Regions from separate parts of the Homo sapiens genome. Here region 2 is linked to region 1. Evidence: chromatin loops called from intact Hi-C (ENCODE). Cell type or tissue: B cell. All regions are shown on one strand.

Region 1 (8,000 bases):
CTTTCTTTCAGTGTTGACTGCTTACCCACATTGTAGGTATGTCTTTATATTTAGTTATTTTAATTTTTTTCTTATGCGTTATCTAAATGCATCATAAGTTAATAAATTGGCTTCTTGTCTGTGATTGGTGCTACAAATATGACTTCCCATTTACTCCTTGTCTTTCGACCTCAATAGTCTTTTGTCTTGATTTTACCCACACTGATGCTTTCGTTTTTCTGAACTAGATTGATCAGTCTTTTCCTGTGTGGCTCCTGGTTTTCGTTTCCCACTTTGGAAACTGGTTTCCAACTCCAACATTGTAAATATATTTACCCAAATGTCTTCCGTAACTTTTATTGCTTCATTTTTTTCTTTAGTATGTTAATCCTTGACCCATCGGGGATATATTTGGGTATAAGGAGTTAGGTAAGGATACTGCTTTATTATTTTTTTTCAAAGGGTTGGCCAGTTATTCTGACACTATTTACTGAATAATCCCCCTTTTAGACAAACCATTTCAATAAATCCTTTCATGAGGGGGGTCACAGAACCCTTTGAGAATCTGATGAAAGCTACAGATCCTCTCCCCAGGAAAAAATATGTGTCTATAGCACACACTAAATTTCACAAACAATTTCAGCAGGGCATGTGGACCTTCCGGGGCACATCCGTTGACTCCCAAGAGGTCTGTAATCTCCAGTTAAGCACCCTCTCCTTTATATGGAAGAAACAGTTCTTAAATAGTGGGATTCAGCCTCCAACACAGGTCAGTGAGAACTCATTTTGTAGTGGAAAACGTGCTAAAAATAGTCCCACAACCTCCTCAAGGCAGAAAACTCCAGCCTACCATTAGGGCTGTGGGATACCTCAGACTTCCACCATCTTATGTCCTGGGAGCTTAAAACCTTCCACTCACCATTCTGCTGGCCCAGTGCATCCAACAGACAGCACGTTAACCTTTCTCTAGAGTGCAAGTAGCCCTCATTGAACAACTTGCTCCTGAACGAATGGGGCAGGTACAGGTACGTTGCTTCATGTGACTCAGTTCGCTGCCATCATAGTTCGCTGCAGCCTCGAACTCCTGGACTCAAGCAATCCTCCCTCCTCCGTTTCCCAAAGCACTGAGATTACAGTCGTGAGCCACCATGCCCTCCCAGCAGCCAATTTCAGACTCCGTTTTCCACCCCAGATTTGCCTACTCCTTCTGAGATCTGATCTTTTGGGTTGTGTATGTCCATTCTCACACCTTCACCCTCAATTCCTTCCCGTGCATTGAAAGCCAGCGCTGGCCTTTGGGCTTTCTGACCCTTTGAGAAATAAAGGTTTGAGCTGAGCTGGCCCCCTTGCACCCTCTTGACTTCTGACTCGGAAGCAGCAGCAGCTGTGACCCGGCCACAGAGCTCGTCTGGACAAGCCTTCCCTCTGCTGGGATCCCCCGGCGCTACCCCATTCCTCTGGCTCCGAGGATTCTCTGAATCAGAAATTCTTGGCAGGTACCCAGCAACGTGGGTTTTTACAGGTACCTCAGGGAGGGCCAGCTATGTCCTTTGTGGGGATCAGGGCAAAATGAAAATGTGGAGCCCCTTATTCAAAAAATATTAAGAATCTCAGGATGGCAACAGCAGACTACTAAACCCTTCTGAGTGCGGGGTCTTTCTGAGTGCAGGCGTCTTTCTGAGTGTGGGATCTGAGTGTGGGGTTCTTTCTGAGTATGGGGGTCTCTCTGAGTGTGAGGGTCTTTCTGAGTGGGGGGTCTTTCTGAGTGCGGGGGTCTTTCTGAGTGTGGGGATCTTTCTGAGTGTGGGGGTCTTTCTGAGTGCGGGATCTGAGTGTGGGGGTCTTTCTGAGTATGAGGGTCTTTCTGAGTTTGAGGGTATGTCTGAGTGTGGGGGTCTTTCTGAGTGTGAGGGCCTTTCTGAGTGTGGGGGTCTTTCTGAGTGTGGGGGTCTTTCTGAGTGCGGGTCTTTCTGTGTTTGGGTGGGACCTGTGAGACTGTGCACGTTGCCCTTGCTGACACTGATGAGAACTCGAGTTTTAGAATCGCTGTTGCAGCCAACGCTGACACTCACTGACCCAGGCATTTCTCACCTGGCTCCAGGAATGGTTCTGGGCCTTGGCAGGTTCATCTTCTCACTGCTCCAGACCCCTTGTGCACAGGCTGCCCATCACGGGGACCTGAGTGATCTCTGGAAGTCTCTTCTCCTGGCACTCCCTTCCCGGTTCTTGCCCTGTTCAGGCATGCATTAACACTCTAGTTAGTGCCTCTGTGGCTAACTATGAGTGCCTTGTTCTGGCATCAGCTGGATAAAATAAAATCTCACATCCTTATTTTTGTGGGGATAAAAGTTTCTCATTTACACACACACACACTCACACACACACTCTCTCTCTCACACATAAACACACACGGTTTTCCCATGTGATCCTCAGCTCCTCCGGCCCCCACATGTGCACGCACACACAAACACATACATTCAAAGAGGACCCTGCCTCGGTTTTGACCTGGCCTGACCAGGATGACAGCTTGGCATGCAGCAGCCCCTCTACTTGTCCCGGGAGAATCGAGCCCTGGAAGGCTGGCGGGAGCCAGGACCTGAGGCTGGAGGCTGAACCTCTCCTGGTTTCTCCACAAGCTTCTCCTGTCAGATGCCCAGATGTGACATCTGTTCCCAGCCCAGAGGCCTCTGCTGCCCCTGACAGCCCACTGCACCTGCGCTCAGTTTGAAATGTGAGTCTGTCAGACAACATCCACTCAGAGGAGGAGAAAGGCAGTGTCCTGTTGGGGTGCGCCATCCAGGCAGCCTCTGCCCCTGCCCTCTATGCTCTGAAATCCATCTCATGTCACCAACATTAATTTAGCAGCTACTAAGCTCCAGTCACTGTGCAGGGCACTCGGGGTCATGAGTTATTAAAACCTAGTCCCTGCTCCTGAGATACAGAGAGCTGTCGCAGTGACACATTGCAACCAGTTCATGCCAGTTTGTACCAGCTCATGGGAGCCTATGGCTAAATTTTCAGGAATACTACAAGCCCATCATCAAAGCATCATTAGTTTAAAATTATCATCCTTGGAATATTTACACCATGGAAATTGGCAAATGCCCCAAATCAAGCCCTTTTGTGGAGGACCACTGCAGCTGTGTGAGGCTGGGTGAGTGACCTATCCTCTCCAAGACCTCCTTTTAGTATATCCTTAAACAGGTTAACAATTGCACCTCCTTCACTGACTACTGTGAGGCTGAAATGAGATCATCCACAGCACGCTCACCATTCAGTGCCTGGCAGACAGAAAGTGCCCAACAATTCATAGCTGCTGTCATTTTTAGAATGTAATGATGTTATTATGCAAATAAGTAAGTACCACAGTGCGCTTGGTATAGCTACAGTGTTAGAGGCGCATAGATGAGGAAGTGGTTAACTCTGCATGGCGATCAGGGCAGCAGTCCAGGAAGGCCTTGAACCAAGCCCTGAAGAACAAGTTGAATGTGCCCGAGTAGACCAGGTAGACCAGATGGGCCAGGAAAGGAGAGGTTGTCCAAGAAGAAGGAATGGTGTGTGCAAAGGCGGGGAGGCATGGGGGGCTTGCGGAGCAGTCTGAAATGACCGGCCTACAGGGCTAGCAAGGGAGTCGTAATGAGCACCTACTGTCAGGCCCTTTGGAAACCATGATATCAACGGGTCTTCTCCATAAAGCCCTATACCCTGCCCGCTTTGCAGGGAGCACATCTAAGCTGGGAGGGGCTACATGCTTTGTTTGCTTTGCTTTGCTTTGCTTTGCTTTGCTTTGCTTTGCTTTGCTTTGTAGGGGAGCACACCCAAGCTGGGAGGGGCTACCGTCTTTGACCACAGAGCAGGTCAGCAGCTGAGAAGAGCTGAGCCTGACTCTGTTCTGTCCGACTCTAGGACAGAACAGGGAGAGGACTCTGTTTCACACCAGCCTCCAGGATGGCCCACCTCTCCAAAGGCGGTGGAAACTATCTCCAGGAATCCCTGGCTGACAGAGCTCGAGGAGGGGTGGCTGCTGACCTCCGGCACCCCAAGCCTCCCAGTACCAGGAGCATTGGCCACTCCCAAGATTCTCAGATGCATGTCCCATTGTCCCTGAGGCTTCCACAGCTGGTCCTCACTACCCCATTCCCTTCTAGCCCTTTCCAGATGAGAGTGGCCAGGGTTCATGGTCATGCTCACATCCTCCCTGGACACACACTTTTATTCTGCCTCCCTCTGATGGCTGGCATAGGATGACACAGCCACTTAGGGAATAACTGAAGAGACGAGTCATAATAGATATTCTCATTAGTCCATTCTTCCCCGCCAAGGCCTCCCTGGCCGTTCACCTCTCCGCCTGTCTTCCCTTGCTAGCAAATTTATGTCATTCCTCCATTGGCCAGAAGGGGTCACTGCTTCCATATGCCCCTAAACTTCCCGGGTAACAGGCTCCTCTCCGCCCCACTTCCAGCGGTGCAGCCGGCCGTGCTCCACACCCCACCCACCAAAGCCTGTGTCACCTTCAGAGAGACTCGCTGCTGAGTTCCAGCAAGCGAGGATGACGGACAAGCCTGCGTGCCAGCAATGCTCTCATCGTGTAAGCCAACCAACTGCCCTTTGCTGGGCAGCGGTCAAGGTCTGCAGATGGAGCTTGGCCATTGTTACAGCTATTTAAAATCATGTTTAAATAATATGATGTGATCATCTCTAATGCCATCTTGATCACCACTTAACACAGGCGGGGGAGATGAGGCAAGCTCAGCCTCTTTCATACACCTTTGATGTTCTAAGGAGAGCCAAAACCAAGACAGGTTGGAATCAGCTTCTTTTCTTCTGCTGGAGGCCAGGTCTGGGTCAGGGTGTGTAAATTACCAGCAAGCAGTCAACAGTCCCCACTCCTGTGCCTGTTGAAGGCATAACTCATGGAACCCAGTTCTCTCCCCCGGGAGGCCAGGGGCAGACCCACATCTGGAGTCTGCATGAACACAGAACTTCTGGAGTCATTGCTGTTTAGTCATGCTAGAATTTAAAATGTCTAGATTAGCCTTTCTGGACTGAAAAAATCATGGAAAAGTGGTTCTCAAATCATGAATCTGGGCCTAAAGCATGGGGCAAGTACATCCTAGTCTGTGCAGAACACACTGAGAGCTATTGAGGTATTGGAGTTACCTGTGTAATGCCACGCTAAATCACATCCCATTTTATATGAGATTCAGGTATTGACGATAGGATGATAAGTGCCAAAAGACTCTACAAAAATGTGGAAAACAACAGAATAATCAAAGAAATTATATGTACTAATGTATTCTATCTGCAAATTGAGGAAAGACAGTCATTATCCCATTAACCTGTAGAACAGACTCCTCGGTTCAGCGTATAGAACGCAAGTCAGTTCAGAGCAGAAACTAGGAACTACAGCATCAGAGAAACAGCCTGGAATTTGAAGTCAGGAGATAGGATTCTGGTCCAAGTCCTGATAGGAATAACACATGACCTTGGACAAGATGCTTAATGTCTGCGCCTCAGTTTCCTCAACTGTAAAACAGGGACCATAATGTCTACTCTGCTTGGCTACTATGAAAATTAGGAGCAACAACAGAAGCAAACATGCTAAGTCCTGAATCCCTGCTTCTTGGACCTGGCTGAGATCGGGAAGTAGTAATCCTGAGCTGAAGCAGAGAAGATGTGTCATCTCCCAGTGCAAATGAGAAAACCCAGTGGGTACCAAGGCTGACCAGGACACTGGTACTGTCCATTTTCTCCAGAGGGAAGTTGGGGCTATTCAGAGAGAGTCCCATCCATCTCCCATCTTTGCACTTCTTTGTATTTTTCTTCCTCCACTCTTTCGGTTCCCTCCTCCATCCTCTAAAGACAGAAGAGTCTCCAGTTAGTATCAGGTCAGTATATGCTCATCTGGGCAAGTGGGAGCCAGGACATGTACCTGGGCTGGGATCTGGAACAATGGTGGAGTGCACAGCAGAGGGAAAGGGCTTGCCCATGGCTACATAGCACAGAACTGATGGGGACCAAAAGGACACTTTTCCAGGAGCAAAGCTAGAGTTGAGAACGAAATAGCAAGTCAGATGATGTTTCAGTCTGAGGAGACAGGCAGAGAACCTGGTGAAAGGCATGGGCTGGGCTAGCAGCCAGTGCTGGTGAGAAGCAGAGGGCAGGCTCAGATAGGTGGGTGGGGAGAGCTGAATGCAGGGGAAGCCCTCCAGGAATGGTGTAGCAACCCAGGGTTCCAGGTATGAACAGTAATGGATGGGAGCAGGTACCAGAATATTGGCGAGAGCAGATGCATAAGAGGACAGCTTAGGCAGAAAGGCGTGGACAACCCCAGTACCTGCAAGGAGGGACCTAGGGAAACCATGACTCCAGTTCCCTCTCCTCTTGCTTTCTGATCTCCAGTCATGCCTTCCACTGGTCTACCCCAACTGAAACCAGAAGGCAAAGCAGCCCCTTGAACATCTCTATGAAAGTCAGCTGGCCAGGCGTGGTGGCTCACGCCTGTAATCCCAGCACTTTGGGAGGCCAACGTGGGTGGATTACCTGAGGTCAGGAGTTCGAGACCAGCTGACCAACATGATGAAACCCCATCTATACTAAAAATACAAAAAAATTAGCCAGCGTGGTGGCGGGCACCTATAACCCCAGCCACTCGGGAGGCTGAGGCAGGAGAATCGCTTGAACCTGGGAGGTGGAGGTTGTGGTGAGCTGAGATGGCACCACTCCATCCTGGGTGACAGAGCGAGACTCCATTTCCAAAAAGAAAGAAAGAAAGAAAATCAGCCCCTTGGAGCACAGAGAGAGGTGGAGAGGAGGGTGAAAGGAGATCTGGGGAAGTAGCCTGAACACCAGCACTGCCAGGAACTGGGGGAATGCCAAGAGACAGCAAGCAGGTTTGGGGGCACTGGAGGTGAGGATCCAAGAGAATCACAAATGCCCAGAAAATAGAAAAAGAAAGCTTTGTCGAGAGGTAGAAGGAGCCTATGAACAACACATTTCCAGCTTCCCTTACGATGAGGGAGACACAGAGCATATGCACCACCTTGGGCCACTGGCATGTGAGGAGAAACTTTTCAGGGCTTCTGTAATAGATTTTACTACCAGATACAATGAAATGTGGGGACGGAATGGCCATTGGATATGGCTGTGTGCAGTCAAGATGTTTGGAGCAATGGCAACCCTTTTGCAACCATGAGGAAACCAGTGTCACACTGAGAACGGCAGAGCTTTATAAAGATGAAAGAATCTGAGTCTATGATAAAATCACTGGATCATTACATCAGCTCTGGAACCACCTTGACTCCAGGCTTGTTAGGGGAGAAAATAAATATCCTTGTCATTTAGGCTACGGGCAACTGGCTCTTCTGAAATGCAGTTCCAAGTATCTTGGCTTAAATGGATGATCCCAGGACCCAGCAGAATGCCTGACTCATAGTAGACGTTCAATAAATACATATTGATGAATTAACAAAGTAATGATTGGATGGATCCGTAACATGTGAGTGAACACCAGGTGTCATGGAACCCTTTCTCTCCACCTCTGCTGATAGAGAGCTCGGAGAAACCTCATCTTCCTGGGGGAGGAGAAGGTTGGCGGCTCCTGAGCGCCTTTGAGGACGAGCACAGGAAGGCCACGCTGCTACACACACACAGATGACTCATAAAGACGTATTTTTACCCCCTTCAAATGGTGATGTTCCTGTAATAAAGAATTTAATAACCCGCTGTGCCTGTGCGGAGAGAAAACTCATTTGTTTAATAGGCAGCAGTTGGGCTTTGTCATGTTCATTTAGTTTTTAATGACACACAGTTGTGCCAATATTGATTTTAGCTTATAAGGACTCAAAAAATTTACTGTCTAGATGGATCCAAGATGCAACCATTTTATTTTGCCTGCGTTGAAGGCACACAGTCCCCAGCCCTGGCCGGAGAGGGGCTCGGGAGCGCAGGTGGAGAACTGAGAACTCTTTGCCATCTCCGTCCCTCCTTTCTGCTTCCTCCCTGCCTTGCCTCTTGCCCTC
Region 2 (8,000 bases), 140 kb after region 1:
CACAATAGTCACCCTTGACCCCAGGCTGTGGGCTGAGGAGGAATAGGGGAGCAGAGACCCTAAAGGGGGCACAGAGCATGTGAGGTCAGCCATGTCCCTGCAGGCCTGGGAGGAGCATTTCGGGCTAAACTCAGTTCAGTCCAGTGAGGGGCAGGAAGAACACAGGAATGGGTAGAAGAGGGCCCCTCCAAAGGGCTCCGGTGTTAGAGACTGACCTGGCTTTGATATGAGTTCTGCCACGGGCAAGGACTTGATCTTCTCTGAGCCTCAGCCTTCCCATCTGTAAAACAGAGCTAAAGCAGTGCCCTTTGTGGGTGGCTGCGAGATGGCGGTGAGCTGATGGTGGTGTTCAGTGCCTCACGGGTAGTCAGCGCTCAGTGGAAGGTGGCAACATCACCACCATCAGCCTCACCATCACCATCACCGCCATCATCACAAGAGGGGTGCTGGGTGGGTCCCCCTCTTTTTGATTTTTGGGCTAATCTAGTGGCAAATGGCAAAGCGGCACCAACTGCTCACCCAGCCAGCAGTGGGAGCCACCTCACCCACCCTCACATGCACCTGGAGGCTCTTTATTGAGCATATGCTCTGCTGCGATTTGAGAAAACAGAGCCAGGAGCTCACAGAACCTATGGGTTGTGTGGTTTCTGGACCCGGTGTAGACGGGGTCTACCACTCCTATGGGGTGGTAGGAGATGCATGTTGAGGCCGGGCTGTGCTTAGGAGGCAGGGGTGTAAACAGGGAGGGGAGGTAGCAAGGCTGGGCCCCTGGGGTGGTCGCCCTGTGTCCACCAAGCTCAGCAGTCCCAGTCTCTCCCCAAGAGGGGCTCTGGGGGGCCGTCCCGAGGGGCTCTGGGGAGAGTCATGGGGCCGCCTGACTCTCTTCCTTCCCCAGCCGAAGCCTGAAAGAGTTAGAGCGCTGAGGTCCTGCTCCTCATCCTTCACCCAGAGTAAGTGTCCCGTGTCCATGGCTGCAGCCTCCCGTAACTCAGGACCTGCTGCAGAGAGGCTCCTCGGCCGCTTTTATCACCCCCATATCTTCTGGACCTGAGAGTGGTGACAGCCGTGTAGCTCCTAGAGATCAGGAAAAGACAAGGAAGGAAGGGTACAGGCTTACAGATCAAGGCTCGGAGCTCCGTTCTGAGGACCTTTGCGGGGGTTCTCATCGCCCATCTACCAATGTGAGTGGGATTGACCCAGTTTTCTTTTCTCGTCTGATCTTTCCCAGAGTGCAGCATAGTGTACAACAGTGACTTTCAATCCACATCAGACCTTAAAATCACACAGAGGGGCTGAAAAAAAAAAATTCCAATGCCTGGATGCAGCCCTGACTAATTCTGATTTAATTCGTTGGGGGTGGGGATTGCTTTTGAAAGCAATCCCCACCCCCATCCCTCACCACGTGATTCCAATGTGCTGCAAGGGTTAATAGGCACGAATACAAAATAACATGGGGCCCAGCACGGTGCCTCACGCCTGTAATCCCAGCACTTTGGGAGGCCCAGGTGGGCAGATCACCTAAGGTCAGGAGTTTGAGACCAGCCCAGCCAACAAGGTGAAACCCCGTCTCTACTAAAAATACAAAAATTAGCTGGGTGTGGTGGCGTGCGCCCGTAATCCCAGCTACTCAGGAGGCTGAGGCAGGAGAATCACTTGAACCTGGGAGGCGGAGGTTGCAATGAGCTGAGATGACGCCATTGCCCTCCAGCCTGGGCGACAGAGTGAGACTCCATCTCAAAAAAAAAAAAAAAAGAAAAGAAAGAAAGAAAGAACATGGGCTTTGGAACTAGGCTTTCAACCCCAGCTCTATCTCTTACTACTAGCTGTGTGATCTTAGGTGAGTTACTCAACATCTCTGAGCCTTAGTGCTGATTTTGGTTTTTAAAAAATTAATAATAAAACAACTTGGAGACAGCAGTTCCTGGTTCTTGTGGTTACTATGAGTGTAAATTAAGAAAATATACACAAAGGCCATTAGCACATAATAGGTGCTTTTTCAACCTTTGCCCCCTGTGTGCACTTTTTAGGGAGACGATGGCAATATTGTCATGTGATGTATCACAAAAGTACATGAAGCCTGCAGAGAGGTGGGCCCTGCTGTCCAGCGGTTTGAAGATAAAGCATGTTCCTTCCTTCTGCAGTCGCCTGTTTAACGACTCTTCTCCTTGTATTTATCCTGCTTGGGGTTCATTGAGCCTCTTGAATCTTCAATTTGTCTTTCTCCAAATTTGGGGAATTTTCAGCCCTTATTCCTTTAACTACTTTTTATGCATTCATTCACTCCTGACTCTTCCTAGACTTCATGTATAATATATGTTAGACCTTCATCTCCAGTCTGAGGCTCTGGGCTTTTTTTAAAGTCTTCTTTTCTGCTGGTTCTTCAGGGTGGGTATTTTTTATTGATCTATTTTCACATTCATTGACTCTTCTGTTCTCATCAATCTGCTGTTAAATCTATCCAATAAATTTTTAATTTCAGATCTTGTATTCAGCTTGTATTAGTCCATTTTGCATTGTTATAAAGGAATACCTGAGGCTGGATAATGTATAAAGAAGAGACGTGTATTTGGCTCACGGTTCTATAGGCTGTACAGGAAGCATGGCACTAGCATCTTTCTAGCGAGGGGCTCAAGAAGCTTCCACTCACTGGCAGAAAGAAAAGAGGGAGCAGTTGTGTCACATAGAGAAAAAGAGAGATAGAGGGTGCAAGAGAGAGGGGGAGAAGGTGCCAGCCTCCTTTAAACAACCAGCTCTCTTGTGAACTAACAGAGCGAGAATTCACCCATTACCGTGGGAAGGGCACCAAGGGATCTGCCTCCCAACACAAACATCTCCCCCAGGCCCCATTTCTAACATTTAGGATCCGGTTTCCACATGAGATTTGGAGGGGACACATATCCAAACCATATCATTCCACTCCTGGCCTCCTAAATTTCATGTCATTTTTACATTGTAAAATATAATCATTTTTTTCCAATAGTCCTTGAAAGTCTAAACTCATTTGAGTATCAACTCAAAAAGTTTAAAGTCTCATTTGAGACTCAAGGCAAGTTGTTTTAAATTTATGAATGTGTAAAAGCAAAACCAAGTGATTTACTTTCAAGATACAATGGTGGTACAGGCATGAGGTAAACATTTTCATTTCAAAAGGGAGAAATCAACCAAAAGAAAGAAATGACAGACCCTACCCAAGTCCGAAACCCAGCAGGGCAGGTGTTAAACCTTAAAGCTCTGAAATAATCTCTCTTGACTCCATGTCCCACATCCTGGGCACACTGGTGTGAGGGTTGGGCTCCCAAGGCCTGGGCAGCTCCACCCCTCTGGCTTTGTAAGGCACAGCCCCCCTGGCTGTTTTTAACGGGTTGGAGTCTGGTGCCTGTTCATGTTGAGGTTGTAAGCTGTTGGTGGCTGTACCACGCTGAGGTCTGGAGGCTGGTAGCCCCATTTCCACAGCTTCACCAGGCAGTGTCCCGGTGAGGACCCTGTGGGAGCTTCAACCCCACGTTTTTGCTTGACACTGCCCTAGCAGAGGCCTTCTGTGGGGGCTCCGCCCCGTGGCAGGCCTTGTCTGGGCACCCAAGTTTTTTAATACATCTTCTGAAATCTAGGAGGAAGCTGCCAAGCCTCTTTCACTTTTGTATTCTGTGTGCCTGCAGGCTTCACCATGTGGAAGCTGCCAAGTCTTATGGCGTATGCCCTCTGAAGTGGAGCCCTGAATGGTACCTGGGGTTCTTTGAGCCCTGGCTGGAGCTGAAGCAGCCAGGGATGCAGGGAGCAGCCTCCTGGGGCCGCAGAGGGCAGCAGGGATCCAGGCCTGGCCCCTAAAACCATTTTTTAGGCCTCTGGGCCTGTCATGGAAGGGATTTTCCCCAAAGACCTTCCAAATGTCTTCCAGGTCTTTTTTTTTCCAGTGTCTTTGTTATTCGTGCTTGACTCCCGTTTAGTCATGTAAATTTATCTAGCAGGAGGTTATCTTACAAGTGCCTTGGGTTTCTCACTGGAAAGGCACTTTTGTTCTCTACCTCATGGCCAAGCTGGAAATTTTCTAAGTTTTTACACTCTGCTTTTTTTTTTTTTTTAATTATAAGTGTTAAATTTAAGTCGTTTTTTTGTTCTCATATCTAGTCGTAGGAAGTTAGAAGCACCCAGGCCACATTTTGAGTGCTTTGTCGTTTAGAAATTTCTTTTGCCAGATATCTTGGGTTATTACTTGTAAGTGGTGTCTCTCATAAAGCCCTAAGCCATAGACACAGTGTAGCCCAGATTTTTATTAAGGCATAACCAGGGTGATCTTCACTCCAGTTTTTAATAAGTGTTTGTTTTCCTCTGAAACCTCATCAGCCTGGGCTTTGCTATCTATATTTCTATCAGGACTTTGGTTACAACCATTTAACTAGTCGCTAAGAAGTTCTAAACTTTATGTCATGTTTTTGTCTATTTTTGAACCCACCAAACTCTTTCAACCTTTGTTCATTACCTAATTTCAAAGCTGTTTCAACATTTTCAAGTATCTTTATAGCAACACTCCACTCTCAGTACCAGTTTTCTGTACTTGTCTGTTTGCATTGCTGTAAAGGAATACCTGAGACTGGGTAACACACACACACACACACACACACACACACACACACATATATATATAAGAATTTTATTTGGCTTATAGTTCTGGAGGCTGTACAAGAAGCATAGTGTTGGCACCTGTTTCTGGTGAGGCCTCAGGAAGCTTCCACTCATGCCAGAAGTTGAAGGGGAGAGCAGATGTGTCAGATGGAGAAAGAAGAAGCAAGTTAGAAGGCAGGAGGTGCCAGGCTCTTTTAAACAACCAGCTCTTGGCTGGGGGCAGTGCCTCACGCCTGTAATCCCAGGACTTTGGGAGGCCAAGGTGGGTGGATCATGAGGTCAGGAGATTGAGACCATCCTGGCCAACATGGTGAAACCCGTCTCTACTAAAAATACAAAAATTAGCTGGGTGTGGTGGCATGCGCCCGTAGTCCCAGCTACTCAGGAGGCTGAGGCAGGAGAATCGCTTGAACCTGGGAGGCGGAGCTTGCAGTGAGCTGAGATTGCGCTATTGCACTACAGCCTGGCGACAGGGCCAGACTCCATCTCAAAAAAACAAACAAACAAACAAACCAAAAAAAGAAAAAACAACTAGCTCTCTAACAGAACGAGAGCTCACTACCATGGGAAGGGCACCAAGCCGTTCATGGGGGAACCCCCTTACCCAAACACCACCCGCTAGACTGCACCTCTAACACTGGAGATCGCATTTCCACATGAGATTTGGAGGGGATAAATACCTGAACCATATTAGAGATCTAGAATTTTTATGTGGTTCTTTTTATGCTTTTTATTTTCCTACTAAGATTTTCTATTTGTTCATTCATTATGACCACATTTTTCTTTATGTCCTTGAGGATAGTTATAATAGCTGTTTTAAAACAATCTGTATTGATTGCCTTTTCTATTGTGTAGGGATCACATTTTCCTGTTTCTTCATGTGCCTAGGAATTTTGGAATGTATCCTAGATGTCATGAATTACATGTTTTTTAGCAAACAGGTAACTTCCCTGCACTCAAACTCCAAACTTGCTCTCCCCTGTGGTTGACAGTAGCAGAAATCTCTGTTCAGTCCCTCTAGCCTTTGCTGGGCTGCTTGGGATTGGCCCCATGTGTACATATTTCAGAGATCAGCCTAAGGTTTGGGTAGAATTTATATACAGAATTCAGGTCTCCTCCCTCTGGCTCTCCTCCTTCTGGGATTCCTGCCCTCAACTTCCAACTGCTGCGGTTGCCGCAAACTCTGTCCTCTAGTTGTTTAAGCCAGTAAGACTGGATTTTCTATCTGGATTTAGCCACCCCACTTGGCAGGAGCTAGAGCCTGACCTCAAACAAATACCCATAAATATGGGAAGTTCACCCAGTGCCATTTCTATCTTCTAAACATTGACTTCCCTCTAGTGTCAGCCTGCTTTTGGTTGTTCTCCAATGCCTCAGGCAGTTGTTTATTGCTATCTGGGGAAAGGGTTGACCTAACTAACAGCAGCCACTCCACCCTTACCAGATGCCCAAAGCCCAGCTGTTTAGTCTTTTGTTTTGGGTTTGTTTTTGTTTTTTGTTTTTTTTTCAGACAGAGTCTCTCTCTGTCCCCCAAGCTGGAGTGCAGTGGCGCGATCTCGGCCCACTGCAACCTCCGCCTCCCAGGTTCAAGCGATCCTCCTGCCTCAGCCTCCCGAGTAGATGGGACTGCAGGTATACGCCACCATGCCCAGCTAATTTTTGTATTTTTAGTAGAGACAGAGTTTCACCCTGTTGGCCAGGCTGGTCTCAAACTCCTGGCCTCAAGTGATCCACCTGTCTCGACCTCCCAAAGTGCTGGGATTACAGGCGTGAGCCACCATGCCCAGCCCCAGCTGTTTCGTTTTAATGTCATGGGGAGGGAGCAGGGCAGGACACCAGGCACCTCTCTGGGTCACACGTACATCCAGTGGAATTAGTTAAATCAGTTGTTCAGATGACGACACAGCCCAGGGGCTCAGATGCAGGAGAGAATACACACCTGCCTCACTTTAAGCAGAAATGGACTCAAGTGGACTTTATACTCTAAGCCAGTAGTGTCCAGTAGAACTTTCTGTAGTGATAGAAGTATTCTGTTGTCTGTGCTGCCCAACATGGTAGTCACTAGCCATATGTGGCCAGTGCTACTGAGAAACTGAATTTTTAATTTTATTTAATTTTAATTAACTTAAATAGCTATATGTGGCTATTGGTTACCGTATCGAACAGCTCTAAGTAAATCCAAGAAATTGAAGTGTGAATTTACAGAAAAACGTAAAGCAAGGTGAATACAAAAGAAGTTTTCAAAAAGATTTACTGGGGGCTGGGCACAGCGGCTCATACCTGTAGTTCCAGCACTTTGGGAGGCCGGGTGTGTGAAACAAGGTGGGTGGATCGCTTGAGCCTAGGAGTTTGAGGCCAGCCTGGGCAACATGGCAAAGCCGTGTCTCTACAAAAAATATAAAAAATTAGCTGAGCGTGGTGGCACATGCTACTCGGGAGGCTAAGGAGGGAGGATGACTTGAGTTGGGAACGTTAAGGCTGCAGTAAGCCATGATGGTGCCATCGCACTCCAGCCTGGATGACAGAGGGAGACCCTGTCTCAAAAAAAAAAAAATCAGTGAGAGAAAAAAGAAGACTCACCTAGGCCATTTGAAATGGGATTTCACTCATCTCAACCCTGCCCCCAAAATATGTATACCTAAAATTGACCCTTTCAGAGCACTGTTGTACTACAAAGTTGCTCAATGAATATCAAACTCAGAGATAGATATATTAGAGAATGATTACAAAAGGGCACAAAGATTTTTTTTTAAGAGACAGAGTCTCATTCTGTCTTCCAAACTGGAGGGCAGTGGCCTGTTCATAGCTCACTGCAGCCTCAAACTCCTGGGCTCGTGCAATCCTCCCACATTCAGCCTTCTGAGCAGCTGGGACTACAGCCGTGTGCCACCGCACCCAGCTAATTTTTTATCTTATTTTTTGTAGAGGTGGGGTCTCACTGTGTTGCCCAGGCTGGCCTTGAACTCTTGGCCTCAAGCGATTCTCCTGCCCCCGCCTCCCAAAGTGTTGGGATGACAGGTGTAAGTCACTGCACCCAGCCAGAAATGTTTATAAGTTGTGAATTCCCTAAGATATTTGAGCTATAATGTGATTTATAAAAATTAGATTTGCCTGATACTTCTGGGGGAGGATATTTCTGGTTCGAAGAGAAGTTGACAGTGACTCACTTCATCTTATCCCAGCCTTGCCAGAGGCCATGAGTCTCCTCCATGGTGCGTGCCTGTCCAAGCCTCCTCGCCAGCAATGGCCCGAGGACCAGGGTGGGGCGGCAGGCAGTGAGGCGGTATCAGAGCGGAGCTGTCCTTCCCCTCCCCTGCCTTCCTCCTCCCTTCCAGAAATGGCTTCAAGTGCCCAGGTCCGAGTCAGACTGCCTGGGCTGG

What was found. Hi-C counts contacts between places; a loop is a spot of excess contacts. Peaks named below come from ENCODE experiments on the same cell type or tissue, not always from the same donor. Only the 100,000 strongest peaks of a DNase experiment are listed, where the experiment ranks them.
Region 2: a loop joins it to region 1, with 11 times the contacts of the local background. A loop is called at or near these places in 3 of 110 quality-filtered maps.

The regions. Positions count from the first base shown.
Region 1 is chr17:73,706,723-73,714,722 of GRCh38, reverse strand. No RefSeq gene overlaps it. Among named protein-coding and RNA genes, the nearest start is that of SDK2, 66 kb to the right of the region's middle. In B cell, a CTCF peak has its summit at 4,369 (motif pointing right); DNase peaks (open chromatin) are centred at 3,392 and 4,362; H3K27me3 peaks cover 1,089 bases.
Region 2 is chr17:73,562,952-73,570,951 of GRCh38, reverse strand. The region is part of intron 1 of SDK2 (sidekick cell adhesion molecule 2); the gene reads left to right. Among named protein-coding and RNA genes, the nearest start is that of SDK2-AS1, 53 kb to the right of the region's middle. RefSeq lists enhancers at 2,952-3,540, 4,131-4,720, 4,721-5,311, 6,287-6,787. In B cell, CTCF peaks have their summits at 2,992 and 3,498; a DNase peak (open chromatin) is centred at 3,591; H3K27ac peaks cover 3,737 bases.